Regions from separate parts of the Homo sapiens genome. Here all the other regions are linked to region 4. The links are chromatin contacts, found by Hi-C in ENCODE. All regions are on one chromosome and are shown on one strand. The core of a region is the stretch at or near the end of the contact, and the rest is flanking DNA. Distances in the headings are between cores, read along the strand shown. Region 1 holds the start of TPRA1 (transmembrane protein adipocyte associated 1). Region 2 holds the start of NPHP3-ACAD11 (NPHP3-ACAD11 readthrough (NMD candidate)). Region 3 holds the start of PLXNA1 (plexin A1). Region 4 holds the start of TMCC1 (transmembrane and coiled-coil domain family 1).

The links. A loop is a pair of places that touch in the nucleus more often than their neighbours do. Pooled maps may share reads with other maps.
Region 1: a loop to region 4 is called in a map of CD4-positive, alpha-beta T cell, with 6 times the contacts of the local background. The contact joins the promoter of TPRA1 here to the promoter of TMCC1 in region 4. A Hi-C loop is called at or near these places in 2 of 168 maps with a recorded cell type or tissue (CD4-positive, alpha-beta T cell and naive thymus-derived CD4-positive, alpha-beta T cell), 1 of 37 single-sample maps with no recorded cell type and 8 of 50 pooled maps.
Region 2: a loop to region 4 is called in a map of CD4-positive, alpha-beta T cell, with 13 times the contacts of the local background. The contact joins the promoter of NPHP3-ACAD11 here to the promoter of TMCC1 in region 4. A Hi-C loop is called at or near these places in 4 of 168 maps with a recorded cell type or tissue (CD4-positive, alpha-beta T cell, CD4-positive, alpha-beta memory T cell, CD8-positive, alpha-beta T cell and 1 more), 1 of 37 single-sample maps with no recorded cell type and 12 of 50 pooled maps.
Region 3: a map of CD8-positive, alpha-beta T cell shows a loop between it and region 4 (25-fold over the local background). The contact joins the promoter of PLXNA1 here to the promoter of TMCC1 in region 4. A Hi-C loop is called at or near these places in 3 of 168 maps with a recorded cell type or tissue (CD8-positive, alpha-beta T cell and naive thymus-derived CD4-positive, alpha-beta T cell) and 9 of 50 pooled maps.

Annotation. Positions count from the first base shown.
Region 1 is chr3:127,585,691-127,593,121 of GRCh38, forward strand. It overlaps TPRA1 (transmembrane protein adipocyte associated 1), which reads right to left and starts at 5,043. Exons shown (of 11, transcript NM_001136053.4): 1 at 4,720-5,043. It overlaps MIR7976 (microRNA 7976), which reads right to left and starts at 1,486; the gene lies at 1,421-1,486. RefSeq lists enhancers at 3,308-3,985, 3,986-4,662 and silencers at 4,396-4,865, 5,366-5,695.
Region 2 is chr3:132,721,125-132,728,286 of GRCh38, forward strand. NPHP3-ACAD11 (NPHP3-ACAD11 readthrough (NMD candidate)) reads right to left here and starts at 1,335. Exons shown (of 45, transcript NR_037804.1): 1 at 839-1,335. It overlaps NPHP3 (nephrocystin 3), which reads right to left and starts at 1,285. Exons shown (of 27, transcript NM_153240.5): 1 at 839-1,285. The coding sequence starts at 1,231. NPHP3-AS1 (NPHP3 antisense RNA 1) reads left to right here and starts at 626. Exons shown (of 11, transcript NR_002811.2): 1 at 626-1,255; 2 at 6,369-6,458. RefSeq lists silencers at 942-1,191, 1,292-1,801 and an enhancer at 2,042-2,231.
Region 3 is chr3:126,981,630-126,988,748 of GRCh38, forward strand. It overlaps PLXNA1 (plexin A1), which reads left to right and starts at 1,486. Exons shown (of 32, transcript NM_032242.4): 1 at 1,486-1,658; 2 at 6,892-7,119. The coding sequence starts at 6,965. RefSeq lists enhancers at 242-291, 552-881 and silencers at 932-1,151, 1,252-1,481, 2,497-2,576.
Region 4 is chr3:129,889,750-129,896,413 of GRCh38, forward strand. It overlaps TMCC1 (transmembrane and coiled-coil domain family 1), which reads right to left and starts at 3,962. Exons shown (of 7, transcript NM_001017395.5): 1 at 3,745-3,962. TMCC1-DT (TMCC1 divergent transcript) reads left to right here and starts at 4,122. Exons shown (of 3, transcript NR_037893.1): 1 at 4,122-4,178. RefSeq lists enhancers at 2,544-3,336, 3,337-4,128 and a silencer at 3,490-4,219.

The DNA of each region.
Region 1 (7,431 bases), core at 3,793-6,292, 2.3 Mb before region 4:
GATGTTTTGCAACTGAGGCCAACACTGACCACCAGACACTGTCCCCTTCTTCCTCACTAACAAGCTACTATTTTGTTCAGGATCCCTCCATAAAACCTAGTGTTCAAGCAGGGGCCCCTCCCCAGGACCAGAAGTTGAGTCTCCATTAATTTCAGCCAATGGTCTCTGGGGTGGAGCCGGTGTGGAGCACTGCTCTAGTTTGACATGGCAACTGCTAGGGAATGGAGGACTGTGGATTTTTTTGTGTGCAGGGTCCAGGGCTGCCAAATGTCTGCAATGCATAGGACAGTCTGCCAAATGAGTAACTAACTGTCTTCCCCTACAGCTAGCATGCCCTGCAGAGTGGCTCTGGTCGAAGTCAAGAAGGGTGGCCCTTCTGCTCCTGGCCAGCAGTTGGTTGAGGCAAAGGCATGTGATGCCTCATGGGGGGATCTGTGCCTGTGTGGGGTGTCCAGAACTGTCTTCCTGCACCCCTGGAGGACTGGGCCACCACGCTGAGCATGCAGGAGCTTACAGCTGGAAGCGGGTGTGCAGCGCGCCTCCTGCATGACTTCTGGTGGCATGAGATAATAACTTGTAACTTTGAGTTGAGAGTATCAGTGACCTGATGAAGGAGGGAGATTCTACAGCCCTCTCCTCCCCACCCCATTATTTATTTATTCATATATTTTTCAGACAAAGTCTCACTCTGTCACCCAGGCTAGAGTGCAGTGGTGCAATCTCAGCTCACTGCAACCTCTGCTTCCCAAGTTCAGCCTTCTGGGTTCAAGGAGTCTTCCCATCTCAGCCTCCCAAGTAGCTAGGATCACAAGTGTGCACCACCACACCTGGCTAATTTTTGTATTTTTAGTAGAGACAGGGTTTTGCCATGTTGGCCAGGCTGGTCTAGAACTCTGGACCTCAAGTGATCCACCTGCCTGAGCCTCCCAAAGTGCTGAGATTACAGGTGTGGGCCACCATGACCAGCTATCCCCACCCCTATTATAAAGCCAAGCCAGGCAGAGTGAACGCCTGGTCCTAGCAGCCCAGCACCAACTCTGACCCAGAATGGAATGTCACGCAGCCCCAAGACGGGCAGGGCCAGGGTGCAGGCCAGGCACCCAGCAGTCACCAGCAAGCTGAGAGGCCCCTTGAGGCACAGAGGCCAGTGGGGAGGAACAGGGGCAGGGAGTAGGAGAGTGGGGGAGTCAGGCAGAGTCCAGGGTATGGAGGGCGGGGTGGGCTTCTGGTTTTGCCTGCCCAGCATCCAGGCTGCTGCCAGTTGGTAAGAGCACCGTTTTCCTGAGGTGGAAACTCAGCTCCCAGACTCTAGACTCTCTGGAAGTTTAGGGATGCGTGACTAACCCTTCACAACCCAGGGAATGCACCTGTGATCTAAGTCTGGCTAGTCAGGATGTTCCATCACCCTGGCCAATGAAAATCTGCCCTGAGGCTTTTGATCTAAATTATTATTAGAATAAATTATTAGAGCAAAAGTCTCAGGGCAGATTCTCATTGACAATTGAGGAAACACTCTCTGCTGAGCTCAGTAAGTCAGGGCTGTACCACCTTGACCTCACGCTCAGGTACCCGCCTCAGAGTAAAGCCGACGCGGAGGAGTGGAGAGCTGAGACACGGATGGAGACAGATCTTGATGAGCTCACTGGAGCCCCTGGATTCAGCCACATCCAAAGCCAGTCCTACCCGCTTGGACTTTTCAGTTATAAAACCCAACAAATCCCCTTTTCTGCCTAGGCCAGTTTGAGTCTGACTTCTCTAATTCACCAGTGAAAAACCTCCAGCTAACACAGATTTTGGAGTCAACAAGACGGGGCTGCACTGCTGGTTCTGCCACGTGCTTGCTGTGTGACCTGGGGTGAGTCACTCCCCCTCCAAGTATCATGGGGACAACATCTGCCTAATAAGGGTGCCGTAAGGATCAAACAAAACCAGGGATGTAAACATCTACAAAAGTGACACATGTACAAAGGTGGTTGCTGCTTTTCTTTTTTTTTTTTTTTTTTTGAGACAGAGTCTTGCTCTGTCGTCCAGGCTGGAGTGCAGTGGCGCGATGTCGGCTCACTGCAACCTCCACCTCCCGGGTTCAAGCAATTCTCCCACCTCAGCCTCCCAAGTTGCTGGGATTACCAGAGAAGAGACTGAAGGGCAAGGAGGGAAAGGAATTGGTTCCCAGGTCCATGGACCTCTTGTGAAGCCCCCATTGCTGTGGGGTCTGAGGAAACACAGAGGAGGTGTCAGCTGCTCTGCCTGCCCCCACTCCCCTGCCAACAACGTAGTAACCTCTGTGCCTAACCTCTGAGCCCTGGCCTCCAACCCTGGGAGGGAGGTACTTATGTTATCCGCATTGTGCACGTGGAGCTCAGAGGGGCAGCCACTTGCCAGGCCAGCAATCCAGGCTGTCTGTCTCCAGAGCCCAGGCCCCCAGTCAACAACTTGCCAGGTGCCCCTCTCCAGGCCTCGGCTTCTCCACCTGTGGGTCAAGAGCACCAGGCTTGTTCTAGAGCTATCTTCTCAGACCTGATGTGGGAAATACCCTGGTGTTGTTAACATGCAGATGCTGCTCCCAAGGGCAGGGGTAGGGCTGAACAGTCTGTGTTTCCCACAGGCTCCCAGGTGGTGCCCCTGCTGCTGCTACTTGATCCAGCAACCACACTGGGGTTATGGGGCTGCTGGCCATACCAGGATTGCCATTACGTATCAAAGCTTAGGAAATAACTGAAGCACTGACTTTTTTTTTTTTTTTTTTTTGAGACAGAGTCTCGCTTTGTCACCTAGGCTGGAGTGCAATGGTGCGATCTTGGGTCACTGCAACCTCCGCCTCCTGGATTCAAGCGATTCTCCCGCCTCAGCCTCCTGAGTAGCTGGGATTACAGGTGTGCACCACCACACCCGGCTAATTTTTGTATTTTTAGTAGAAATGGGGTTTCACCATGTTGGCCAAGCTGGTCTCAAACTCCTGACCTCAGATGATCCACCCACTTCAGCCTCCCAAAGTGCTACGATTACAGGCATGAGCCACTGCGCCTGGCCCGCACTGACTTTTAGTTAATAGGATGCACACTTCCTATGTGCAGACATGGTGCTCAGTGCTTTACACGTGGTGACACACTTAACAATGGCATCGCCTTCTAAGGGAGAGAGGACAATTACTGTCCCCTTATACAGAGGAGAGGAGAGGCAGAGAAGGGGTCAGTCCTCAGCCTTCTCTACTTAGTTCTCTTAGACTGATGCTCCCAAGCACTGACAAAGAAGTGGGAGGGGTTGGTCAGCTCACGATAGGGGCCTAAGGGTGGTGAGAAGGGGTGGTGAGAAGGGGTGGAGCCCAGGGGTGATTCTCAGAGGAGGAATTCCTGCGGTGCAGAGCACCCTGGGCAACCCCAGGCCTCCCAGGAACAGGGAAACTGGGACAGACTGTTTCTTCCACCTGGGAGGAGTCTCCCAGACTCACAACATTCCAGGGGCCTCTGCCTCCCTCCCTCCCACCCAGTTGAGGGACAGGATGCTGGCTAGGCTCAGGTCATGGTCACGCAATGCAGGACCCGCTGAGAACGACTGGGTAAGGCCTTCTCTCTCCTCTCTGGGACTCAGCTTTCCCTGCTCTCTCATCTGTGCAACAGGATTGACCAAACCCCACCCACAGCTACCGGATAGGAAACCCTGGGGAGAGGGGCCCTCAGTGCTTCCCACACCGACGGGTTGTTGAGCTTACAAACCCTAGGGCCTAAGGGTGGTGAGAAGGGGTGGAGCCCAGGGGTGACAAGGTGGGGAAGGCTCCATAGGGCAGAGGCCAAGTAAGTTACTTTGCTCTCCCCTGTTGTCCTTCGGCCTTGGGGCTGGCAGGCGTGTGGTCCCTGTCCTAAGCCGGAGACCCCAGTAAGATGGGGAGGCCTGGGCCCAATCTGACCTGCACCTTGCCCTCCCTGCTTGCCTTCCACCTGCTGAGCTGGTCCGTTCCTCAGGGCCTTTGGGCTGGCTCTCCCCCAGCTCTCTCCTGACACCTCCTCTGAGAAGCCTTCCCTTCTCAGCTGTCTCCAGCGCCCGAGCCGCGTCTGGGTATTTACTACTCTCTATCCCGGGAGTGCTCAGGACTCGGTCCCCTAGAACAAGGCCTGGCACGACACGAGCCCTCAACAGGTTGTTATGACGGGAACAACTGAATCTCCAGCACCGCCAAGCCCCGCTGGGGACTGGACGACCCTGCGGCCCCTCCTCACTGCAGAGAAGAGGGCAAAGCCAGCCCCCACCTGCATTCCCCGAGTCCAGAGGGAGCGGAGGCTTCGACATGGCCCCCTCACGGGGCAGCAAAGCCCCGAACCGGCGGCAGGCTTGGCTCAGGAGCACCTCGGCCGCTGCGGGCAGCCACCGTGGGGCTGGAGCCCGTGCCGCCACCCCGCGCCGGACCGGGTCGCCGAGGTCCGGATCTCCACCCGCACTGCCTCCAGCCGGGGCCGAGCCCGACGCCGCTACGTGCGGCTCCCTCCCGGGCCTCGCGTGCCCCCGCGCCCCGAGCGACTCCCGACTGCCCGGCACCCCTCCCGTGGGTTCCCACATCCAGGGCCTTCCCTCCCAAACGCCGCCTTGGCCGTCCGAGCTGCGCCCGAGCGGAAATGGGCCGCTCGCGGAGCAAGGAGGGGAACGGCGGCTGGGCTTCCCGCCGGGGCGAGGGACGGGGCTCCCCCTCTAGCTGCGGCAGGAGACGGGGAGAAGGCCCCTCCTTACCTGACAGCCCGGGCCGCGCTCAGGACCGGCCGCCCCGGCCGCCCCGGCCGCCCATCCGCCGCCACTGGGTGTGCGCGGATCCAGCACAGGCCGCGGGACTCCGGCCTCCAGCGCCAGACCAGGCGGCCTGGGCCGGGAAGCGTCGCGCAAGGACCGGGCGCGACCGGCTCCGTGGAATGAGGGCTAGGCAGGAAAGGCGAGGCGGGGTCAGCTCGCCGGGCCGCGGGTCTCGCGGACACCCTGCAGCCCTTCCCGACAGCGGCGACCGGGAAAGCAAGACCGTCTTTTTCGTCCAGCCCAAATTGCGAAAACGGCCACAGTCCCACAAGTCCCAGAGTCCCAGAGTCCCTGTTATCACTCAGGCCCGCCCTCTAACCTCCAGCAGCCTATAGGAATAAGTCATCACTGGGGGAAAAAAAAAAAAAAGTGGGAGAGACCAATCAAATTCCCAAGAGGCGGAGCAGCCCGCTGACCTCTTAAAGAGACAGCACAGAGGAGGTGCAGAGACAAGACGCTGCTTCACGGAAGAGAGAGGCCTGCGTTTCTCACTCGGAAAGCGGGCGGAATCGAAGACTGGAAAGCTGAGGACGCGCCACCTCTCGCCCTACGCGCCTTCCAGCTGGCAGCAGTTGTCAGTGGACCAGCTGGCGGCAGCCGCGCTCCACCTCCCGGCCTGGGCCGCGGCCGGACCGTCGGGGCGGAGCCTCCGGGGACCGCCCCCTCGCGTGCGGGCGCTTCGGGCGCCCTGCAGGGGTGACCTGGGGTCAGCTTGGGGGAAGGCGTGTCGGGGACCCTCCCCGGCGCCACGCGCTCCAGCCGCGCCACGCCGCAGGGCCGCCGCCTCCCAGCGCCCTGCTCCACGCGGCGCCGCCATGCCTCGGGCACTCCTCTTAGCAACCCTGCTAGGCAGTCATTATAGTCACCTTTTACAGGGCCACCTGAGGCTTGGAGAGGTCAAATAACTTGACCAAAGCCGCGCAATGAGGAAGCGACACAGCCAGGACGCCTCTCCCCAACTCTAACTTCCACAGTTCTTCACGCCTGTTCCTCTGGAAAGCCCTCCCTGATTGCGCCTGTCTTATCCCCTGGCATCGATGCTGCATTCACCATACTCAAGCCATGCGGGTCTCTGTTTCTGTCCCTCGGCTGTTCCAAGCTTGTTCCTGCTCCTGGCTCTACACCTGTTCCCCCGCAGAGCTGGCTCCTTGCCACATCATGTCCTCTAGAGGGTTTTGTGGACACCCTCGCTGGAGCGGCTGTCCAGTCTCATTTCCTTCCGAGCATCTTAATTCTCACCTGATTGTTTTCATTTACCTGCCTCCCCGTCCAGTCTCCCCACCCTATTATAGAATTCCAGCGTCATGAGGATGGAGCCAAGAGAGCCAAGCTGCAGGATGTCCCCTGCAGCATCCTGAGGCTGACTCAGAGCCTCGTGCAGATTGTAGGCACTCAGTTATTACAGGCACCCCAAGACTCACACCTTGCGACAGCACCGCTGGGCTGGAATGAGATTGGGTCCCATTCTTCTCCTTGCTCCTGTCCTAAAAACACAGGGAGATTGGGGAAGAAACCACCTTGTGATCCTCTGGGACTTTCCCAGCCTGGACCACACCCAAATGTGCATACCTAAGTTTAGGCTTCTATATTCGCCAGAGAGGCTGGGCAATGCCGGCCTGCGTAATCACGAATGACCACAGCCACAATGAGCCGTGGGGAATCCAGTGGCTCCTCAAGTTCCTCCCAGAAAGTTATACACATCACTCTCACGCACATTCAATTGGCCACCGCTTCTAGCCTCCAGAGGGCAGGAAACTGCCACCCTACCATGTGCCAGGAAGTAGAAGTCATGGGACATGTGTGACCAGGCCTAATAACTACCCTCTGTAAGGTTCTTGTATCGGTTCGAACCCTGCGAGCGCGCCGACACACAACACGAGGCGGTGTGGAGCAACATGCTGTTTTTTTTTTTTTTTTTTTTTTTTTTTTTGAGACGGAGTCTCGCTCTGTCGCCCAGGTCGGACTGCGGACTGCAGTGGCGCAATCTCGGCTCACTGCAAGCTCCGCTTCCCGGGTTCACGCCATTCTCCTGCCTCAGCCTCCCGAGTAGCTGGGACTACAGGCGCCCGCCACCGCGCCCGGCTAATTTTTTGTATTTTTAGTAGAGACGGGGTTTCACCTTGTTAGCCAGGATGGTCTCGATCTCCTGACCTCATGATCCACCCGCCTCGGCCTCCCAAAGTGCTGGGATTACAGGCGTGAGCCACCGCGCCCGGCCGCAACATGCTGTTTTAATGAGCGCCTGGGTGCAGGTGGGCTGAGGCCTAAAATGGCATCAGCCCCAAGTGAGGACGCGGCAAAGGTTTTATAGTCTCCTGTAAACAGGAAGTGTCCTAGTCTGACGTAACTGCTACGTTGTACCCGGATGGACTCTTTCTCGATCTTCACGGGTACATGTCTTCCCACCACGGTAGGTGTCTTCCAGCCAGCTCTTGTCCTGCTTCTGCTATCTTGCTGGCACAAGTAGCCTTGCACCTTGGAACTGGGCCTGAGAAGGGAGGAGTTATTCATCTTAAGCTTTCAGGCCCCAGGAAGAATCTTAAACCCTCTATTTTTATTTTTCTGCCTTTTGAGACTTGGAGAATTCTGCATTTTCTTCTCTTGAGTTTTGAACCCCATATCTAAGTTTCTGTGGGATTTTGTTGTATTTGTGAA
Region 2 (7,162 bases), core at 85-2,584, 2.8 Mb after region 4:
CCAGGCTGATCTCGAACTCCTGACCTCAGGTGATCCGTCCGCCTAGGCCTCGAAAAGTGTTGGGATTACAGGCGTGAGCCACCACGCCCGGCTGCTTTACATACTATTTTATTGAATTATAATGGACCTGCTACATGGAGGGCATGCAATAATTGCTTTTAGCGTAAATTAATCAAATGGACTAGGGAAATTTGACTACATCTAGAGAAGGTTTTCAACCATGGTGAGATCAGGAGGCTTCCAGAAATTTTCATGTCAAGACCATTAAAATGCAAGAGCGATGAAACTTTACAAAGAAACCGACACTTGAGCCCCACTTTGGAGACCCACTTAAAATTTTTATGGTGGGGAGGGGGGTGAAACTCCTAGGAAGAGTTTGCTGAGTTGCTTCAACAGATGTCACCAGCCTTCTGAGGGGGTGGGCGCGGGGGCGGCAGTGGAGCTGGAGATTGGCATTTGCCTCCTCAGGACACTTTCCGGCTAATTTCTTCTAGGTGCCTCAATGAATAAACCAGAAATAGAAAAGCGGGGACCAGGCGCGGTGGCTCACTCCTGTAATCCCAGAACTTTAGGAGGCCGAGGCGGGAGGATCATTGAGCCCAGGAGTTCCAGGTTGCAGTGAGCCGCGATCGTGCCACCGCAGCGAGACCCTGTCTCCAAAAAAAGAGACAGAAAAAGGGGAGGGTTAAGGAATCATTTCAGACTCGAAGAGAATATGGCCTCTCAAATTAAAATGGGCAGTTTCCGCCGAACTTTCAAAGCCGCTTGGTTTGGAGAGGGAGCAGGACGGCCGTGCTTCCCAAGGGTCTCCCGGCGTCGCGGCCCAGCCCGGCGTTACCTGCAGTTCGGCCCGCAGCCGCTTGTTCTCCGTGTCCAGCTTGGCCTCGCGGCGGCCCATGGACAACAACTCCTGGTTCTTGCTGACGCGAAAGATCTCGTACTCCTTCCTGAGCCGCTCGTACTCGGCCGCCGCGTACTCCAGCTCTGGCACCGACGAGCCAGTGGACTTGAAGCTGGCCCCCAGCAGCCCGCCCGCGCCCACCCCGCGGGGCAGCGACCCGGGCCCGGCCCCTGCTGCCGCCCCCGCGCCTCGGCGGAACGAGTTGCGCAGCAGGCGGGCCTTGGGCTTCACCTCCACCGGGATCTCGCAGGCCTCGCCGCCGCCCGCCCCGTACGTGTCCTCGATCACTTCCCCGCCCGCGGGGCTCACGAGCGACGAGGCGGTCCCCATGGCGTCCGTTGCCGCTACTACCTAGTGAGTACCAGCAGGACTGGGCAGCGGAACGGAACGGGACGGGGTGGGGCAGAGGAACGGAACGGGACGGGGCGGGGCAGAGGAACGGAACGGGACGGGGCGGGCCAGCGGGATGGAGCGGGGCCGGAGAGCAGGACTGGGCGGAGCAGCGGGACGGGGCGGAGCAGCGGAACGGGGCGAGGCGGGGGAGCGGGATGGGGCGGGGAAACAGGAGGGGCGGGGCAGCAGAACTGGGCGGGGCGGGGGTGCAGGACGGGGCGGGGGAGCAGGACGGGGCGGGGCAGCGGAACGGGGCGGGGCGGGGCCGGAGAGCCGGACGAGGCGAGGCAGCGGAACGGGGCGGGGAGGGAGAGCGGAAGGGGGTGGGGCAACTGGAGGGGCGGGGCAGCGGAACGGGACGGGGCAGCGGAACTGGGGGGATGGGCGAGGGGGACGGGGCGGGGCAGCAGGGCTAGGCGGGACAACAAGAGGGGCCGGGCAAGTGGGGCGGGGCATGTGGGCGGGGCAGGGCAAACGGGGGTGGGTCGAGAAAGCACACAGGGCCAGGCGGGCTAGCAAGAAGGGCGGGGCTAGCAGGAAGGATGGGGGGAGTGGCGACTGTGCAGGACCAGCAGTGGACCGGACGCTGGTGGAGGGGTGCTCCGAACGCTGGTGGAGTGGTGCTCCGACATAGGGCTTCTCTCCGTTGTCTCCGCCCGGCTCGAGGCTCCCTGGCGGGCGTGCCTCACAGGGAGCACAGGCCTGGGTCCCAGCTGCTCTACAAACGCTGCAGCTATTTCTTTCGCTGCCGCCGTGCCTGACCGGAAACTCCTTTCTGGAAGCAGTTGGGAAATCTGAAAAATTTATGGAGTGCCTGCTATGTGCTTCCCGCGATATCTCTCTCTCAGTATGCATGTAGATAGAATGACCAGCAAGGAATAATGCCAGCAAAGAAAGAGCTTTTAGATTTTACAGTCTGAAACCACCAGGGACAATCCTTAGACAAGGTTAAGTTTTTTAACTCATTGCGGCATGGGACATTGGAGACCGCACACCAGTCTCTCCTTCATTCCCTCCATCAAAGTGGCTAGTCATCTCTTCTCTTACCCTTTAGATTTTCTTCAGGAAGTAGTCATACTAGGCCTTTGCATTCTTCAAAATCCAGAGTGTATATACTAATTTCTTCAGGTGGTCTCCTGAGATAAAGGGAAATATTTCCACCATCACAGTACCTTAAGAACTTTCTACCTTTTCAAATCCGTTCTGATTTCTAACTTCAAATTTTTGAATTCTCCATGTGGATCAGGGGTTTAAGGATCATCCACTAGGTTTCTGACTAAACCCTTTGAACATTTTTGCATCTTAGTACCTCCTTTGGAATGGGCCTCAGCTGAACACTTCCATAACTATGCTTGAGTAAGAAGATAAAATAGCCATCACCCATTCTCTCCAACAAATAACCAAACTCACTATGCTAACTTCCTACAGCTTGGGGAGTACATTCAGATTCTACAGTCTGGAACTGAGTGCTCTGAAGCATGCATCTCTCCTTTCCCCACGTCATTTCTATCCAGTGACATGCCTCTAATCCACATTTCTCCACCCTACTTGCGTACTGATCTTAGATTACTATTGGTCAATGCCAAAGTGACCAAATTTCTTAATCCTAAAAAATGACATTATTTCTTCCTGGCTAACACGGTGAAACCCCGTCTCTACTAAAAATACAAAAAAATTAGCCAGGCGTGGTGGCAGGCGCCTGTAGTCCCAGCTACTCGGGAGGCTGAGGCAGCAGAATGGCGTGAACCTGGGAGGCGAAGCTTGCAGCCGAGATGGCGCCACTGCACTCCAGCCTGGGCGACAGAGCGAGACTACGTCTTTAAAAAAAAAAAAAAGACATTATTTCTAACCTCATAACCTGTTTTTCTTCATGCTGAATTTAACCCACGTACTTCAGTCTGCATTTTGAAAGAATAACTTTTAATACAGAAATATAGTGAGAATAAAATATTTGGCAGGTGGCTTATAACTTACTAAAGATGGCCACATTTTTTTTTAATAGTCCTCCCATAGAAAAGACAGCTAAGACAGCTACACAATTTGTGGGACCCAGTGAAAAATGAATATGTAATGCCCCTTATTCAAAAATTATAAATATTTTCAAGATGGCTACAGCAGAGCATTAAGCCAAGTATGGGGCCCTTTTGAGTTTTGGGCCCTGCGTTACTGCACATGGGGTTGCATGGCCATGAAGCAAGCCTGTATATGACTCCTCACTTTGAACCTGAGTGAACTCTGACCGCTTGGACCAGTGGAATGTGGCAGAAATGACACTGTGCCAGTTTCCAAGCCCAGGTCTTGAGAGAATGGCGACTTCCACTTCTTGTGTCTTGGAACACTCGGGAGTGTTGAGCCACCATGTAAAGACTTACTAACCTGAGACTGCCCAAATTAAGAGGTCATATGTAGGCATTCCAGGTGACAGTCTCAGCTGGGCCCAGCTTTCCAACCAGAGTACCAAGACATGTAAAATGAAGCCATCTTGGACTCTTCAGACTAGTGCATTCACTACTTAGAAATTAAGTGACTTCTGTATACACTACAGGGGAGAAAATCACCCAGCCAACCTCTGCCCACATTTCTGGCCCACAAAATCATGAGATATAATAAAATTACTGTTGGTTTGAGCCATTACATTTTGGTAATTTGTCTTTTCACCTGGAATAAGAAAAAATGTCTCTACATTTGATCGGGCAGCCTATAAATTGATAAACAATGCTACTGTCTTTTTTTTTTTTTTGAGACGGAGTCTCGCTCTCTCGCCCAGGCTGGAGTGCAGTGGCACGATCTCGGCTCCCTGCAACTTCTGCCTCCTGGGTTCAAGCGATTCTTCTGCCTCAGCCTCCCGAGTAGCTGGGATTACAGGCGTGCACCACCACCCCCGGCTAATTTTTTTGTATTTTTAGTAGAGACGGGGTTTCACCATCTTGGCCAGGCTGGTCTTGAACTCCTCACCTCATGATCCACCCACCTTGGCCTCCCAAAGTCCTGGATTAGAGGCCTGAGCCACCGCACCCGGCCTGCCATTTTTTTTTAAATGGGATTGGTAGAATAAATATCATTTGGGTAGAGTAGTGTGTATTTGGTCTTCAGACTATGAATCTCACAATCACTTGGGACATTTGGTAAAAATTTGGGGACCTTGACAATTTTGCATGTTTAGTTACTTCCCAGGTGATGCTTATGTACTTTAGGATCTCAGAACACTGAGACTGCATAAAAATTGTGGCTAGGGATGATCTAATTCCTCGCTACTCAAAGCATGGTCCTCAGGCAGTAGCATCAACATCACCCTGAAGCTTGTTAATCAGATTCTCACATGCTATCACTGACCTCCTGAATCACAATTTGCAGATTAAAAAGATCTCCCAGGTGATGTGAATATAGATTAAAATTTGAGAAGCACTACTGTAGAAAAATGGTTCTTAACCTTGGCTGCACATTACCATCACCTGGAGAACTTAAAAAAATAAAGACTGCTGCCTGGGCCTCACCCTAGACCAATTAGATCAGAATTTCCAGGAGTTGAGGTCTGAACATCATTAATTTTTTAAAGCTCCCCAGCGGATTTTAATCAGTAGTCAAGGTTAAAAACCAATGGTTTCACCTCGGCCATCTCATTATTGCCAACATGTGTGTGATCCCCATTGGTAACCATCTCAGTATCTGTTTACATGTATACAGATTCCTCTGTGACCTTTCTTCGCAGTTCATCATAGTGAAGGCAAATGTAATTTTGACTATATCGATAGTATTGTGCTTCAACTTTAGAGATAGACATGGCATCACAAATGGTCATAATGTCCTGATAAAATTTATCACTTTGGAATAAATGACCTGTATAATTGGAAATGCTTCATTGAGTAACAGTCTTTGAAGACAAAGGAACTCTGCAAAAGGAAGGGATTCTAGCTCTCACCAAAATTGCCAACCTTCTCCCAGGCTGTTTAGTCCTGCTCAGTTCTACCAAGTGAACTCTGACTTCTAAAGTCTCCTACTACAAAGTCTGTAAGTATGACCCTAATTTTAGGAACTAATTAACAATAGGGGAAAACTGTGATCAAGCAGCTGTGATTTAACATTTCTACCATTAGGGGTCAGTGTAACTCAGGAAAAAAATAATTTGGCTGTATGTATTAAAAAGGATCACCTTGTGAAGACGACAGTCTGGGTGTTGCCTTCATTAACAGTCATCTACACTGCCTTACTTAGTTCCCATCACAAGTAATAACATGACTCTGGAAATTATTATGAAACAGACAAGAGTAGGATCAGCAAGCTTTTTCTATAAAGGACCAAATAGTAAATATTTCAGTCTTTAGTCTCTGTCACATTACTCAATTCTACCATTATAGCACAAAAGCAGCCCCACACCATACACAAACAAATGGCGTGTCTGCATTCCAGTAAAACTTTATTTTAAAAAACTGGTGACTGGTTGAATTTAGCTCACAGGTTTGCTGACCCCTGAACTGGAGGAGTGGTTCTCAAACCTGGATAATTACCTGGGGAGCTTGTTAAAAATGTAGAGCCATGGACCCCACATCAAGTCCACCGAATCCAAATGTTTTTAAGTAGAGCTCACATATCTGAATTTTTTAAAGTTATCTTTTGATTTAGAAGCAAATACTAATTTAGGAACCATTAGGACAAAATAAAGTTAACTTTACCTCTTAGGAAACCGTAAAGTCCACCTTGTTACAATGTTTTTAGTATCTGAATAACTATCCATGGTATAAAAGATATAAATGTGAAGCTTAGGCTTAGATAATCTCTATAACTACTCTGAAAGTACATCAATGAAAGGCTCATTCCTCTGTAAATGTTTGTATTAAGGCCCTAGTGTTCAGATTATTTTGGCCAGAGAACAACCCAGCCTGTCCTAACAGACAGAGGGGCATACTGAATTAAATTGAACAAGGAAGGAGAAGACATTGATGAAAACAGTAAAGGAGAAGGAAAAGCGATAAGAGAAATGCTGGAGTGCTGTGTAGTATCTCCTAAAAAAATGTCCCAAATGTTCAATAAGTTTACAAATTCTGAAAAACTTGCTGTGACCTATTTTTTTTTTCAGGAATTGGTGAAGAAGAGGAGTTTAGTGCCAAGGTGGGTGCAAGAGTGAAACAAAGGCAACACATCCACATGCACTGGACAGGGAAATGGGGTAAGAATATTTTAAATATGGGGTATCCATTCTTTTATGAAGTATGTGTTCTAACGATAGTGTTTCCCTGGGCTGTTTCCCCTTGGGCTAATCAAATATATGGATATATAGAAGGCCATGCTTTAAGAAGAGCTGCAATGGGTTTTGTTAAGAATACCATAGCCAATATGTTTACCTGTGGTCCTGTATAAAGCATACTGCACATTTGGGATATTTGTTTAACAAATAAAGGGGTTCTATTTCTCCATAACAGCCTCTAGGATGAAAGAAGCCATTTATTTCTTATTTGCTGAGAAATGTCCCTTTGTTTCTCAAATTCAAGGCTATTCTCCGACCTCTCTCCGCCTCTGCCTCATGTTCATCTGTGAAGTTGAATATAATCTTAAATTCTTCTATGGAGCCATCTATCCCAAACCTAGTAACCAGCACCCACTTCAGGTTGTCATTAGTGACTATTATTTTTTCTTACACTCAATGCCCACATGCCAGGATGAAGATGAGGCGCCATATTCAATTAGCTCCTATGAAGGAGAGATGAAGTCTTCACTACTGTATACATTTGAGATGTGCCTTTTCTGACATAAATCAGCCACAGAGAAAAGAGTCAGCTGACATTTGTAGTTGCAAGGGGAAAAAAAATCTCTTCACAAGTAATGTATGAATAAAAGTGGCTGATTGTAACTGTAAGAGCTTAAAACAGCCCG
Region 3 (7,119 bases), core at 236-2,735, 2.9 Mb before region 4:
AGCCAGACCCTTCCACACTCCTGCTAAGCTGCTGGGAGTGTAAACTGGGGCTGTCACTTGGGAAGACGGTTTTGCTGTATCTCCTGAAGCTAGACAAATCCTACCCCGTGACCCTGCAGACCGTCCCTGGATCTAAAGGTGCCCACCGAGAGGCACACACAGGATGCTCATCACAGCTTTGCTCATCATGGCTCCAGATAGGCGACAATCCCATGTCCATCGGCAGGAGAATGGGCGAGCAGGAGCCCAACAAAACAGGCTGCGAAGACGATGCCTGCGAGCAGCTGCCCTGTGCCCTCACCACACAGAGCAGACAGAGCAAACAGCACAGGCTGAGTGACCCCGTTTCTGTAATGCCCAGAACAAGCCACCCAAAACAGCGTCCCATTCTGGGGTGCAAATATAAGAGGTCACACCCAAAGAAAAGCACTTAAAGATGAACACAAAAATGAGGGTTGTGGCTGCTCCTGGGGAGGGAGGAGCGGGGTGAGACGCGGAGGGACACCTGGGCCCGGTATGAGTCCATTCCCTTTCCCTGTTAACCATGTGAACTGTAGAGAGTTCCTCTTCTGTAGGGGTGACGTGATTCACACAGCAAAAACCGCACCCCTCAGGCTACAGATGGGGGCCAAGTCCCCAGCCGGGACTCAGCCCTCCCACGACGGGGTTTTCCTGGCCCATCTGCTCTGTTATCGATGCTCCTGTTGCCGGCTTCCCCTTCCTTGGCCTGGTTGCGTCCACCGGGAGGCCCTCCCGGATGCCTCCTGCCTGGGAGTGGCGGTTGTGAGTACAGTAACTGAGTGCTGGGTGTCTGCCCCTCAGCCTTGCCATGCAGGCTGGGGGTATTGCCTGGACAGCTCTGGCCCGTCACCCTGGATTCTGCAGCCCCACACCTCACACCGTGTAGATCCGCTGCCCCACGCTACAGCCGGAGTTCGCGTCTCGCCACGCCTCTGCCGCGGGACTTTCCTCCCTGGGCTGCGTCCCCAGCCGGGAATGCGCCACCAGCCTGGGGCCTGCAGGGGGCGCCCGGGCTCCCCGCGCAGGTGCCCGCCCATCTGACAGAGCGGAACGCGCGAGGCCGAGAGCTGGGAACACCCGGCCCCGCAAGGTCTGGGAACTGCGATTGCCTCCTTCAGCCTCAGTTTCCCCCCCCGTGAAAGGAGGCCATGCTCCTAGCCTGGGCACACTGAGCCAGGCCCTGTTCCTGGGGTCGCGGGCTAGCCCGCTCGAGAGCGGGGGGCTCCCGGAACTGCCCGCGCGGCCCCGGCGCCCAGAGAGTTGAGGCGGGCAGCCGTATCGCCCTTTGAAGACGCGCGGTGGGCCCCTGCAGGCGCGCGGCGCGGGGCAGAGCGCCCTCTGGAGGCCGCCGCCGGCCCCGCCCCCGCCCCGCCCCCGGGCTCTGGGCGGCGCATGCGCGCGGCGCGGGGCTCCGCGGGCGGCGAGAGCGAGGCCGGTCCGCAGCCGCGCGGCGCTCGGCGCCCCATTCATGCTGGGCATCGGCTGCGCGGCCACGCAGCGGAGCCCGGGCGCGGCGGCGGCCTCGGCCTGGGCGGCCTACGCGGCTTCGGCGGCCCCGCGGCGGGGCGGACGGCGGCGGCGGCGCGGGCGGCTGGGCGCGGCGATGGCCGGCGGCGGGGCGCGCCCCGGGGCGGCGGGTGAGTCGGGGCGCAACTTTCCCCGCGGCGCGGGACGGTGGGCGGGGGCCGGGCCGGGCTGGGGTCCGGGGCCGGGCGGCCCGTGGGTGGGCGCGGGGCGGCCTCCGGCGGCGGCCCTCTCGTGAGGCGGCAGGCAGGGGGTGTGCGCGGGGACTGCGGCGCGCGTGGGGACTGCGGCGCGCGTGTCCGCGGCCCGCGTGTCCCTGCGGCTCCGGCCCAGGCGTCCGCGTGTGTCCGGGCGCGGTCGCGGCGCCGACGCGGAGAGACCGCACCCCCGTGCGGCGGGGCTGGGACCGCGGCCCGGGATCCAGCGCCGCGGCCTCCCCCGCCCCCCGGCCGGGCCCGCCGAGCCCCGCGGCAGCTCCGGGGTGGCGGGGGGCGGGCGCTGCCCCTCCACGGAGGCTGGGGAGAAAGTTTGCGGCGGCCCCGCGGGGAGGCCCCTGCGGTGTCCAGGCCCGTCCCGGCCGCTGGACCTCGGCTCAGACCTCTGGCCGCGGGCGAGGACGGGGTGGCCAGGCCCGGATAGGGATCGGAGCCTCCCAGCAGGGCCGCGGGGGCCGGAGGAGGTCGTGCAGGCTAAGCCCCCGGCCGGCCCTGGGGCGCGGGGTGGAAGTTGGAGCGGCTTCCCGACCACAGCTGCCACCGCTCCCACTGGCCCGGAGTGCGGGGAGGTGGGCTCTGGGTGCCGCCCAGGAGGCCGCCCCGCTCGGGCCTCCTTGGCCTCCCCCTCTCGGGGCCTCTCCAGGGTCAGCCGCTTCTCCCGGAGGCTTCCGATTGCTTCCTGGATAGTCCCGGGCCTGATGTGCGGCGAAGCTGGAGGCAGCGGGCCGATCCCGGGCTGCCAGGGGAAGGGGGAGTGGGGACTCCAGGGAGGCCCCTCGGTCGGCGTGAGGTCCCAGGTGCAGCCCTGGAAAGGAGGGGAGGGGCTCCGAGGGGCGGCCCCGGGCGGCGATCTGCCCCAGGCTCCTGTGTGGGGTTCTGGGGCCACGCCCCTTGAAAGAAAGGGGTGTGTGTGCCGGGGAGGGGACGTGGTCGAGCCTCTGTCCCCTCAGCGCGGCTCCTGTGGCTCAGGCTGCTCCGTGCTGCCCCATCTCCTTTCACACGTAGCCGGTTTGGGGGTCGGTGCAGGGATGGGGCGCAGTTTCTGCTCCCCGGGCCCTTGAGGAGCTTGCCTCAGGTCCCCTCGATTTCCTGCGGCTTGGGGTGTGCGGCAGAGGCCAGGTGCTGCACCAGGGGCACCAAGATGCTGCCCGGCCCTTGAGGAGCACCCAGCCCCCTGCCAGAGGCAGGCATGTGAACCAGTGATTCGCTGCAGGGCCAGGCTTCCATTCCTGGGGGGTGCCAGTGGGGCCCAGGAAGGGCGTTTTGGGCAGAGGACAGCATGGGCGGAGGCCTGGGTTTGTGGCCTCAGTGTGTGCTCTGGGGGTGGGGGACACATGAGGTGCCTGTGGACAAAGCAGACAGCCCTTTGCTGGACTCCTGGCCCCCCAAGGTCGTTGCCTGCCTGTTTTGAGCCCCCAGGAAAGCCCCCGTGCACAGAGCAGCTTAGAGCAGCTGGCCGGGAGGAGCGGGTGCCCCAGGGGAAGGCCTGCAAAGGTAGGCACTTTTTCTCAGGAGCAGGACTCCAAGGCCTTCAGAGCCGGATCCCCTAGGACTGGTCGGGAGCAGAACCACTGGGACCACCTCCCATGACCCCCGTTGTGGGGGAGGCGGAGTGCCAGGAGCAGCTGTCTTCCCCCCCGGCTGCTGTTGTGAGCCACTGGGCAGGATGGCAGCCCCACACCCCAACCTGCCTGAGCCATAGCAGGATCTGGCGCAGGAGGACTTGGGGGGATTGGACTCTTCCTTGTGGGGAGGGCTTTGGGGGCCTTTGTTTCTCAGGGTGAGAAGGAGCTTTGGTGTCACTCAGGCCAGGAAAGGGAAGGGGACACTGTTGGCTTGGCGTTCCACCAGGCGGCGATCCCCTCCTGTCCAGGAGAGGAGCCCCTGGGCTGGGGCTCCTGCACGCAGACCGCGGGGTCTCTCTCCGCCTCTCTCTCCCTGGCTAGCCCCATCGGCATCCCAAGGCCAGTCTAGCCTCCCCTGCCCTGGCTCTGGCTCTGCCTCAGCCTAGAACAGCTCTGGCCATGCCGGAGAGCCACAGCCGTTCCTACTGCCCTCTGCACAGCCAGTGTTTCCCACCCCAGGCCTTTGCTCCTCCTGTTCTGCCCCCCACCCCCACCACGAATGCCCACCCTCCTGCACCAGCTCCCAGGCTACCTGGTCCTCTCTTGAGGCCTTTCCCCGGCCACAGTGGCCAGCTCTGCTCCTCGGTAGAGTGCAGCATCTGCCCATGCTCCCCTCCTAGCCCCGGCATGGGCCCCTGGCACCCTGGCACCTGGGCCCAGCTTTGGAATGAATGCATTTTTTCCTAGGCAGACCCAAGCCTATGAGAGTTGAGCCCTGCAGGCTGGCTGGCTGGTCCAGTCTCTGGAAGCTCGAAATTTGGGCCCTGCCCTGCTGGGACTAGTTGGGTGACCTTGAGTCTGAGCCCCAAGTCTTATACCCCTAAGGTGGAAGAAGTGGCCCAAGCATTGTCACTGGCCTTTATTAGATGCTGGGCATGAGGGACCCAGCCCTAGGCTCGGGGCTCCCCCTTTCTTGGCCGGCAACCCTGTGACCCCAGGCAAGTCCCTTCCCAGCAGACTTTGTTGGGGCAGTGGGGTGAGGGTGGAGTTTGGGGCGGTGGGCCCAAGACCAGGCTGGAGTTTGGATGGTGGCTTCTTAGCCTGGTCCCTCCTGTTGAATACAAAAAGTAGGGCCCATAATTGCATTAAGACGTGTATAATTATCCCAGAGGAGGGGAGAGCCCAGCCCCTGGTAATTGCAGGCCTGCTTTGAACTGATAAACGGTGAGTGATTCATGTTTTCTTTGGAGTTCACATGTGCTCAGCTCCCAGCCCCGGCCCCACTGCCACTGTGAGGAGCCTGTTTTCTGGCTCCCGGGTCTTCCTTGAGCTCTGAGGCGGGGGCGGGAGTGGGGACTCCTCCCCTGCTGTTCTTGGGGCGCTGTCCGGCAAAGGCAGCTGGCAGCCTGCTAGGAGCACCCTGCAGTTCCTGCTCTGGGATTCCAGCCAAAGCTCTTTGCTTCTGAGAGCCTCGGTTTCCCCACCTGAGCAGTGGGTGTGTGCTGTGCACACACTGGGCAGGGAGTGTGTGGGGAGTGAAACAGGAGTGAAGAAGCATGGGGGGCTGCCGCACCCAGACCTGGCTGGCCCTCCGCATACCCTTCATTCATTCGCTCACTCACGGGGATTTATTGAGTCTTCCTGGGTCCCTGGCTTGGCTTGGGGATGCAGTGGCAACCACCCAGAGCCAGGCCCTGCTCTCACAGGGCAGCCATTCTGGCCGGGAGAATGGGAGCAATAAGTAATAGAGACCCTTCACGAGTCCTGTGCTGCAGATGAGAACAGGGTGACTGAGCAGGGCGGGGAGTGGAGACAGGGGCACAGAGGCCTGGGGGAGGGGCAGGCAGCCCCACACTGCATGTGGGCACCAGGCACAGAGGCTGATGGGACTGTGCCCAGCTCCCTGGTAGACTTGGAGAAGGCATCCATCTTCAGGCCTCAGCTTCCCCATCTGTAAAATGGGGCCAGACCATACAAGGGGTGTCTGGGATGGTCTGTGCAAACTGGCTGGCTGAGGCTTGAACTCAAGACTCAGGACTCAGCCTTGCTGTAGCCGGCTCCAGCCAGGAGTGGGTGAGAGGCCCCAGCACATCAGGCACATCCAGGGCAGCAGGCCCTACTGACAACCAAGGGGGTGGCACTGCTGACTATGCCTTGTGGGCAGGTGTGCCCTTTCCTCTTTCATCCATGAGAAAAGAGCTTTCATGCCCCTTTTGCAAATGGGGAAACTGAGGCTAGGAAAAGGGAGTGTCCCCATCAGAGTCATCTGCCTACAGAGTAACAGGGTCTAGATTTAGCCCAGTGCTTGGCTGCCAGTTGCTAGGCAGGGTGTGGTGAGACTTTTCCAGAGGCAGTGGAGGCCAGGACAGGATATGGGGACTCCCGCCAGGATCTGGGCAGCGCTGACCTCGTGTGCAGGTCAGAAGAGTGGCCTTAGCCTCTGCATAGGGACCTGGCTGTAGGTGGTTGTGGGTGGAGGGAGCCGAGTACCCTGGCAATCCAGGAAGGAGGGGTGGGCATTTTGTGGAGTTTGGGGTGGAGTCAATGGACCTTGGTAGTGAGTGTGACCAGGAAGTGAGGGCCCGATGTGGAGCAAGGCAGGAGGGGGCCACACAGGTCTGGGTGGGTATGGGGTGCTGAGGCTGGGAAGGGGTCACTGTGGAGGGGTGGAGTGCAGGGAGCACCTGCCAGCCTTCCCTGTGGAGGAATTCCTCTTTCCTTGGAGTTGGGTGTGAGGCTGGGAGCAGGACTGGTGGCTTGGATAGAGTGCTGAGAGTCAGGGCTGGTGGGCCAGGGAGCCTGGGAAGGGGCCGTGTGGCGGGGCACCCGTCGGCTGGGGTGGGGATGTGGGTGGGACACATTGCCTGGCTTCTGGACTGCAGGTCTCAAGGTTTATCCAGCATGGGGCTTGGGGTCCCACCGAGAGCAGCCCAGGCTGCCACCTATCCACAGTGAGAACTGCTGCCTGTGTGGCCTGGGCCTCCATGTCCTCCGTGGTGCCTCTGCTGTGGGCTGTCAGGGCGTGTTCGGGGGAGAGGCAGGGCTGTGGAGGTGGGAGTGAGCACTAAAGCCCATCTATGTCAAGCTTCTGTAGGGGACGGTGGTGGAGTATGTCCCCACCAGCCTCAGGCAGGGAGCTGGTGCCCACCCTGGGAGTACAGAGCTGTGGGGAGGGTCCTGCTCCCCAGTGCATAGGGAGGCTCTGGGTGAAGGCTGCTCTCCAGGTTGGTGTCAGATGTTGGTGTCAGCTGGGGTCCCATTCCACACCTCAGGCCCTTGTCACCTGCCTTCCTGTTCCTGGCCTCCGCCAGTGATGGCAGGGCACAGGTGCCAACGGAGTGACCTCTTGCCAGGTGTCCTGGGGATACCTGGTGCACCCCACAGCTTATAGGGCCTCAGGCCAGGGAGGTGCCCAGTTTGCCCCTGGCTCCTCCTGGTGGGTCAGGTTCTGCCTCCTGGAGGTGCAGTGGGCACGCCCAGCACTGGAAGGGCTCACACTGGGAGATCATAATATCATGGGATGGGCCATGCCTGCATTCACATGCCCTCTTCTGCCCCTTCCCCAGGGCTGAAGCTCCTGGCACCATGATGCTCACCCCAGCAGGACCAGAGCACCGAGGCCCAAGGCCCCAGCCTGCCATGCCGCTGCCACCGCGGAGCCTGCAGGTGCTCCTGCTGCTGCTGCTGTTGCTGCTGCTGCTGCCGGGCATGTGGGCTGAGGCAGGCTTGCCCAGGGCAGGCGGGGGTTCACAGCCCCCCTTCCGCACCTTCTCGGCCAGCGACTGGGGCCTCAC
Region 4 (6,664 bases), core at 2,712-5,211:
CAAATGCTCATGAAACTAGTATAAAATACAAAAATAAGAAAAAATTAAATTGAAGAGTAAAGATAAAACTATATTAAGAATATAAAGAAGGTCTAGAATTATCAGGAAAGATTTGGTCAAGGAGATAAAACTTGAATTTGTACCTTAAAATATACTTCAGAGTAGCAAAGTTAAAAAAAAAAAAAAAGAATAAACTAAGCTCACAACAACCAGAAGGGTGAAGAAATAAGAAAAAGCTAACAGAAATTAAAATGGCTGGGGCATGGTGGCTCATGCTTATAAACCCAGCACTTTTGGAGGCCAAGGCAAGGGGGATCACTTGAGGCCAGGAGTTTGCCTAGGCAACATATGAGACCCCATCTCTCTCCATAATATCTTTAAAAAAAAGAAAAATAAAAACATTCAGCTCTGAAAAGTGAAGACTTAAATAGGAGACATAATAGCAGTGCTCAAACACTTTAAGGGTCATGTGGCAGAACTAACAGAGTTACACCTATACCCATTTAACTTACAAGCCAACCTCTGGCAAAATGTGACCAATGCTCAAGGACAAAGAGAGTGACAGCTGTTCAGTGGAGCCACAACAGGAAATGCCAATATGGATAGACAGGAAGCAGGTGGCTAAGTTCTCTACAACTTTTCAAAGGACAGTATGTATGTGAGCCCAAAGAAGTAAAAATCAGATTCTAATTCTGCAAATGTTTACTGACTATCTTAAGTGCCGGGCTCTTTCAAATACATTATCTTGTTTAATATTCGCAACACATCTATGAGCATGTATTAATGTAATAGAGGCTTAACATAAAAATAGAATTAAACCCTGCATGGAAACAGGAACATGTCAAAATTCTATACCATCCCCCACTCTCTGATAGGGACTCCAGAGCAGTTTTAAAAAGCCAAACAGTCTGAAGGCCCAGATACCTATATAACAATTTATTTCCTCTTGCTCTTTCCCTCAGTCAAGCTCTGTGGCTCTCAGCCTTTCATATTCGTAAGAATTTTATACAACTATACATACAAAAACATGCAGACCATACTTTTTGAGCAATTTATGGAATTTTCCAGAAGAGTTTTCATCTTACATGATTTTTGCCTCATGCACTAACTTGAGGACCTAACCCTGGGATGAGGTGCAACTCCACTGCAGTCTTACTCCATGGGTACTGTAAGGCAGGATCAGGAAGAGGAAACGGAAAGGTACCATCCTATTACATGAAGAACAACATTCTAACAAAGACATAAAATGTATTTACATAAAATGTAAGAATGACATGTTATGTGGGGAAGTTCAACACTGGAAAACAAGAGCAGCTCATCTGCACCTGCAGACCTTTGCACTCACTGTTTCATTTACCAGGAAAGCGCTACCATTTTTCAGGTCACAACTCAAATACCTTCTCCTTAATGAGGCCTCCTCTCACTAAGTAACCCTCCACCCACCTTTCAGTCATTCACTTGTCACATCAGCTTGTTTTATTTTCTTCATAATTCATATTAGGGGTCAGCAAACATTTTCTATAAAAGGCCAGACTATAATCTATAGGCCAAATCCACCTTGCCCCGTTTTATATGGCTAAGAATGGTTTTACATTTTTAAATGGCTAGGGGAAAATATTTTTAAAAACTCATTAATATTCTGTGACATGTGAAAATTTTATGAAATTCAAATTTCAGTGTCCCAAGTTTAACTGGAATATAAACATATTTGTTCACGTACTGTCTGTGGCTGCTTTTGTACTAAAACAGAATTGAGTAGTTGCAAAAGAGATCATATGGCCCAAAAACCCTGGTATGTACTGTACTTCCTGGTCCTTTACCAAAAAAAGCTTACTAACCACTGATTTATATCATTATCTGAAATGATCCTATTTGCTTGTTTGTTGTATATTCCTCATTCCCATACATACAGAATAAAGCTTAATTAGGGAAGAGGCCTTGTCTGTTTTGTCCCAACAATGTAGCCCAGTACTTAGAAAACATCCTGGAACAAAGTAAGGGCTCAATAAACATTTGATGAATTAATGAATGATCCATAAATGCCACTCTGAGGAGCTTAAACCTAAGCCCTGAGCCATTATATGTTCTGCACATTTATGAGAGGCATAAGCAGTCTTGCAGAAAAGGGGAAATATTCTACTATCAAGAAGGCCCAGTTTAAAGTAATGGTGGTTGGTCACCAACTAGTCTAGGGCACTGGGGTTCTTCATCAAATTGTAGACTACAGGTCTTTTGTGCTCATAAAAGAGTCCTTCTGCAAGGTGTCCCAACACTGTCAGCGGTCTGTGCTTCTGTTTATCTTAAGATGCAAATGCTCTGAGAAATCTCATTCTTATACACAGTACACAGCACCTACACCATACCAAATCTTAATCAATGCTCATAATTATAACAGTTCTACATCACATGCTAATGAATTTTTAACGTCTAAAATTTTCCTATGCTGCTGATCAGCAATCTATAAGCAGCTCAAAACTCTTCAGAAATTAAAAGGTTACCACCCACAGACCAGAAGCAGCTTTTTAATCTTTCTACACTAGCCAGAGAGTGGGTGATTGCAAAAAAATACAAGCCAACTCTGTTGGTAGAGGACAGGGTTATTAAGTTAAAATCCCATCTATAAGCATCGTTTTGTCACATGACACTAGTAAAACTACCACCTACTCACAATTTGAGTTTCAATCTCCTAATATACAGAGAAAAAAATGTATCTACCTCCTGGAACAAATCAAAGTTTTGTTTTATTTTAAAGCAGCTATCTGATATTTATGCCCTGGATTTTTTTTTTTTAAGAACAGAATAAGCTAATTTAGGAATTCACACCTTTCGTAGAGATGCTTATGGTACAGGTACCTCTGACGGCTAGGCTCTACCAACACTAACGTGTAACGTGTCACAAAAGCCAACGGGCGTTGCGGGGGCCGGGGGTAGCCAACAGCTCAAGTGGGCTGCTTCACTCCGTGGCAGATTCACCTGGGGATTCCTCACCAAGAATGTTGTTAAGGGACGAACCAAACCAACCACAAATGATACCCCTTTACCGAGGCTGAAAAAGCAGAGATTCGCAAGCTATAAACGAATCTCTGGCCCTTTAGGGAAGGTGCAACTCGCTGCACCTCTTTCCCCTATCCTACAGGGGTTAACAGGGGGCATCCTGAGGCCGAGACCAAGCCCAGCCAGCTCCTCCTCACATCCCACCTCCCACTACATATTCTCCCCAGTACGCCGGGCTCCCTCCTCCCCTCGAAAGACAGTTCAAAATCAAAACAATAGGTGCAAAACTGGTTTCAGGTGGAAATGGCTGAGTCCTGGTGGCTAACTTCTGGGACGCCATGGCGATCGAGGGCTCCTAAAACCCCAGATTCCGACGGGAACCGGCTCCTAAACAGTCCCTCGGGCCTCGGCCCGACTTCTCACACGCCCCTCCCTCACCTCGGCCCTGGGATGCTGGGAAGGGAACGAGGCGAGGGGCTGGAGGGGAACCCCAGGTCAAAATGACAGCGGAATGAGCCGGGAAAGGAAAGAGGCCCCGTGGGATGCTGGGGGTCGAGTCCTAGGCCCGGGGCTTCAACCTCGAACGGGGGCGACGGCAGGTCCCAGCCCCGACAGGCCGCGAGCGGGAGGCCAGGCCCGCGTCCGCTGCGCCGCCAGGCCACGCTCCCTCACGACTGTCCCCACCCACCGCGGAGGGCCGTGAGGGGGCCGCGACCGCCGCCAGCGTCCGGGGCGGGGGCGCTCACTCACCGGCGGGGAGGGGAGGAGCAGCCGGCGTCTCCGCCAGCGCCGTCGCTCGAGCTCAAGCGCCTGCTCCTTCCACTGCGGCCGCCGCACCCGGTCCATCCCCCACAACCACCCCCCCCTCCCGACCCTCCCCCCGCGCCGCCTCAGCCGCCGCCGCCTCAGTCACCGCCACCGCCGCCGCCGCCTCAGCCCCGGCGCGGGAGGGCGAACCGGCGCGAGAGAGCGAGCGCGCGCGCGCCCCCGCCACAGCCGCCACCGCCCACAACCTCCGCCCCCGGCCGGCGGCGCACGCGCAAGGGAGCGGGCGGACGGGCGCGCGCACGCCGCAGGGGCGGGGATGGGCCCTGGAAGGCGTGGCCCCTCCCCTAGCCCGCCTTCCCACGCGGTCTCTGGGCTGGTTGAGCTGCGCCGCTGCAGGTAGTGCTGAGTTGCTCCAGGTAAGCTCCTCCTCTCAAAAAGCTCTAGGAACCGAGCCACCCTCGCCCTAGGAGCAACGCCCCTGAGTAATATGGGGTTTCGTCGGATTTCTGCCCGCCGCTCTGGATCACACGTTTGTTCTCCCTATTTGAGTCGCAAGGCCTTCCTTCATTCCACCTAGCAGGCTGCTTGGAAAAGGGCAGAGACTCATTACTTTGCACCAGGTATTACCACTGAAGGGATTGTAAGCAGCCACCAGCCCATCCCTTTATAATTCCCATTTTCCTAATTTATTTTATTTTTATTACTTATGTAATGAGGCTTCTTCCGTGTTCAAGGAGCTGGGAGTACCATATGGGGTCAACGGAGTCCCTGGTCTCATGAAGTTTGAGATCTGGTGGAGAAGGAAAACATTCATGGGAGAATCAGACAAAATTAAGTTTTCAATTAGTAAAAATCTTCTGAGAGGTATATGGTACTAAGAGAATCTTTATGGGGGAATTGATTTAGTTGAGGATGAAGAGGGTAGAATCTGAGGAATTGAGTTGGGAGGAGTTAGTTGCTCCAAGGGGTGAGGTCTTGGCATGGCCAGAATGGGGAGCGCTAAAGAATATTGAATGTGGAGTAGACTGCGAGTGTGGGAAGAGGTAGGCGAGAACAGGTGAGGATTGGGGACCTATTTATTTATTTATTTATTGAGACAGAGTCTCACTCTGTCACCCAGGTCACCCAGGCTGGAGTGCAATGGCTCGATCTCAGCTCACTGCAACCTCCGCCTCCTGGGTTCAAGCGATTCTCCTGTCTCAGCCTCCGGAGTAGCTGGACTACCAGCGCACGCCAGCGCACCTGGCTAATTTTTGTATTTTTAGTAGAGATGGGGTTTCGCCATCTTGGCCAGGCTGGTCTGGAACTCCTGACCTTGTGATCTGCCCGCCTCGGCCTCCCAAAGTGCTGGGATTGCAGGCATGAGCCACCACACCCGGCCGGATTTGGGACTTTAATCTGAGTGCTTGGTAGAAGCTATTCAGGTTTTTTTCAGCAGGGTTGCAGGGGAAATAACTTGATCATTATGTCTGTTTTTTGTTTTTGAGAGGCAGACTGGAGTGCAGTGGCGCGATCTCGGCTCCCTGCAATCTCTGCCTCCCGGGTTCAAGTGATTTTCCTGCCTCAGCCTCCCTAGTACCTGGGACTACAGGTGCACGCCACTGCACCCAGCTAATTTTTTTAGTATTTTTAGTAGAAACGGGGTTTCACCATGTTGGCCAGGATGGTCTGAATCTCCTGACTTCATGATCCACCCACCTCGGCCTCCCAAAGTGCTGGGATTACAGGTGTGAGCCACCTTGCCCCCAGCCCATTATGTCTGTTTTTAAGTTACTTAGATAGCAACGTGAAGAGTGGTCTGATGGGAGTCTCAAAGCTGGGGCCGGGAAGCCAGTTAGGAGGCCACTGGCCACATAGTCAAGGCAAAGTAGGAGGGTAGTGACAGAGAAGAGTGCTAATGTAGTGGTAAAATGGACAGGACTTGGCAATAAATTGAATGAGGAGTGAAGGAGAAGGAGGTGGCAAGGTTTACTTAGATTTGAGGTTGGTGGAGGATGCATTTATAGATTTCAGAAGCACTGAAGGAGCCACCTGAGGTAACTCAAAATGGATGATAAACCTAAATTTAAAAGCTAAACCTATAAAAGAAAATTTTAGAAGAAAACATAGAAAAAGTATTTGTGACCTTGGGATAGGCAAAGACTTCTTAGGACACAAAAAATATGAACCATAAAAAGTGATTCATGGCCTGGCTCACACCTGTAATCCCAGCACTTTGGGAGGCCAAGGCAGGCAGATCACTTGAGCTCAGGAGTTCAAGACCAGCCTGGGCAACATGGCAAAATGCTATCTCTACAAAAAATACAAAAGTTAGCTGGGCTTGTTGGCACGTACCTGCAGTCTCAGCTAACTTGTGGGGCTGAGGAAGGAGGATCACTTGAACCTGGGAGGCGGAGGTTGCAGTGAGCTGAGATGGCGCCACTGCACTCCAGCCTGAGTGACAGGGTGAGACCCTGTCTCAAAAAAAAAAAAAAAAAAAAGAAAGCAATTGATAAGTTGAACTCTATCAAAATTAAAAACTGGTACTCTTTGAGAGACAACATTAAGAAAATGAAAAGGCAAGCCACAGGTGGAGAGTTTGCAATAGAAAGCATTAGACAAAAGTCTTGTATCCAGAATACATAAAGAACTGTTATAAATGAGTAATAAGCCAGCCCAATAAACCAATGGGCAAAGGCTTTTTTTATATCTTGTAGATAGTTCACAAGATACAAAAATGGCCTATAAGCAATGAAGAGATTACCAACATCTTTAGTCAACTAGGGATTTTTCCATTTAAAACCACAACACTCTCATTAGGATAGCTAAAATTAAGACCGATGACCCAGCAATCACACTCCTACACATCTCCTTAACCATACTTGATCTCTAAAGGCTGACAATAACACACCAGGGACCCTGT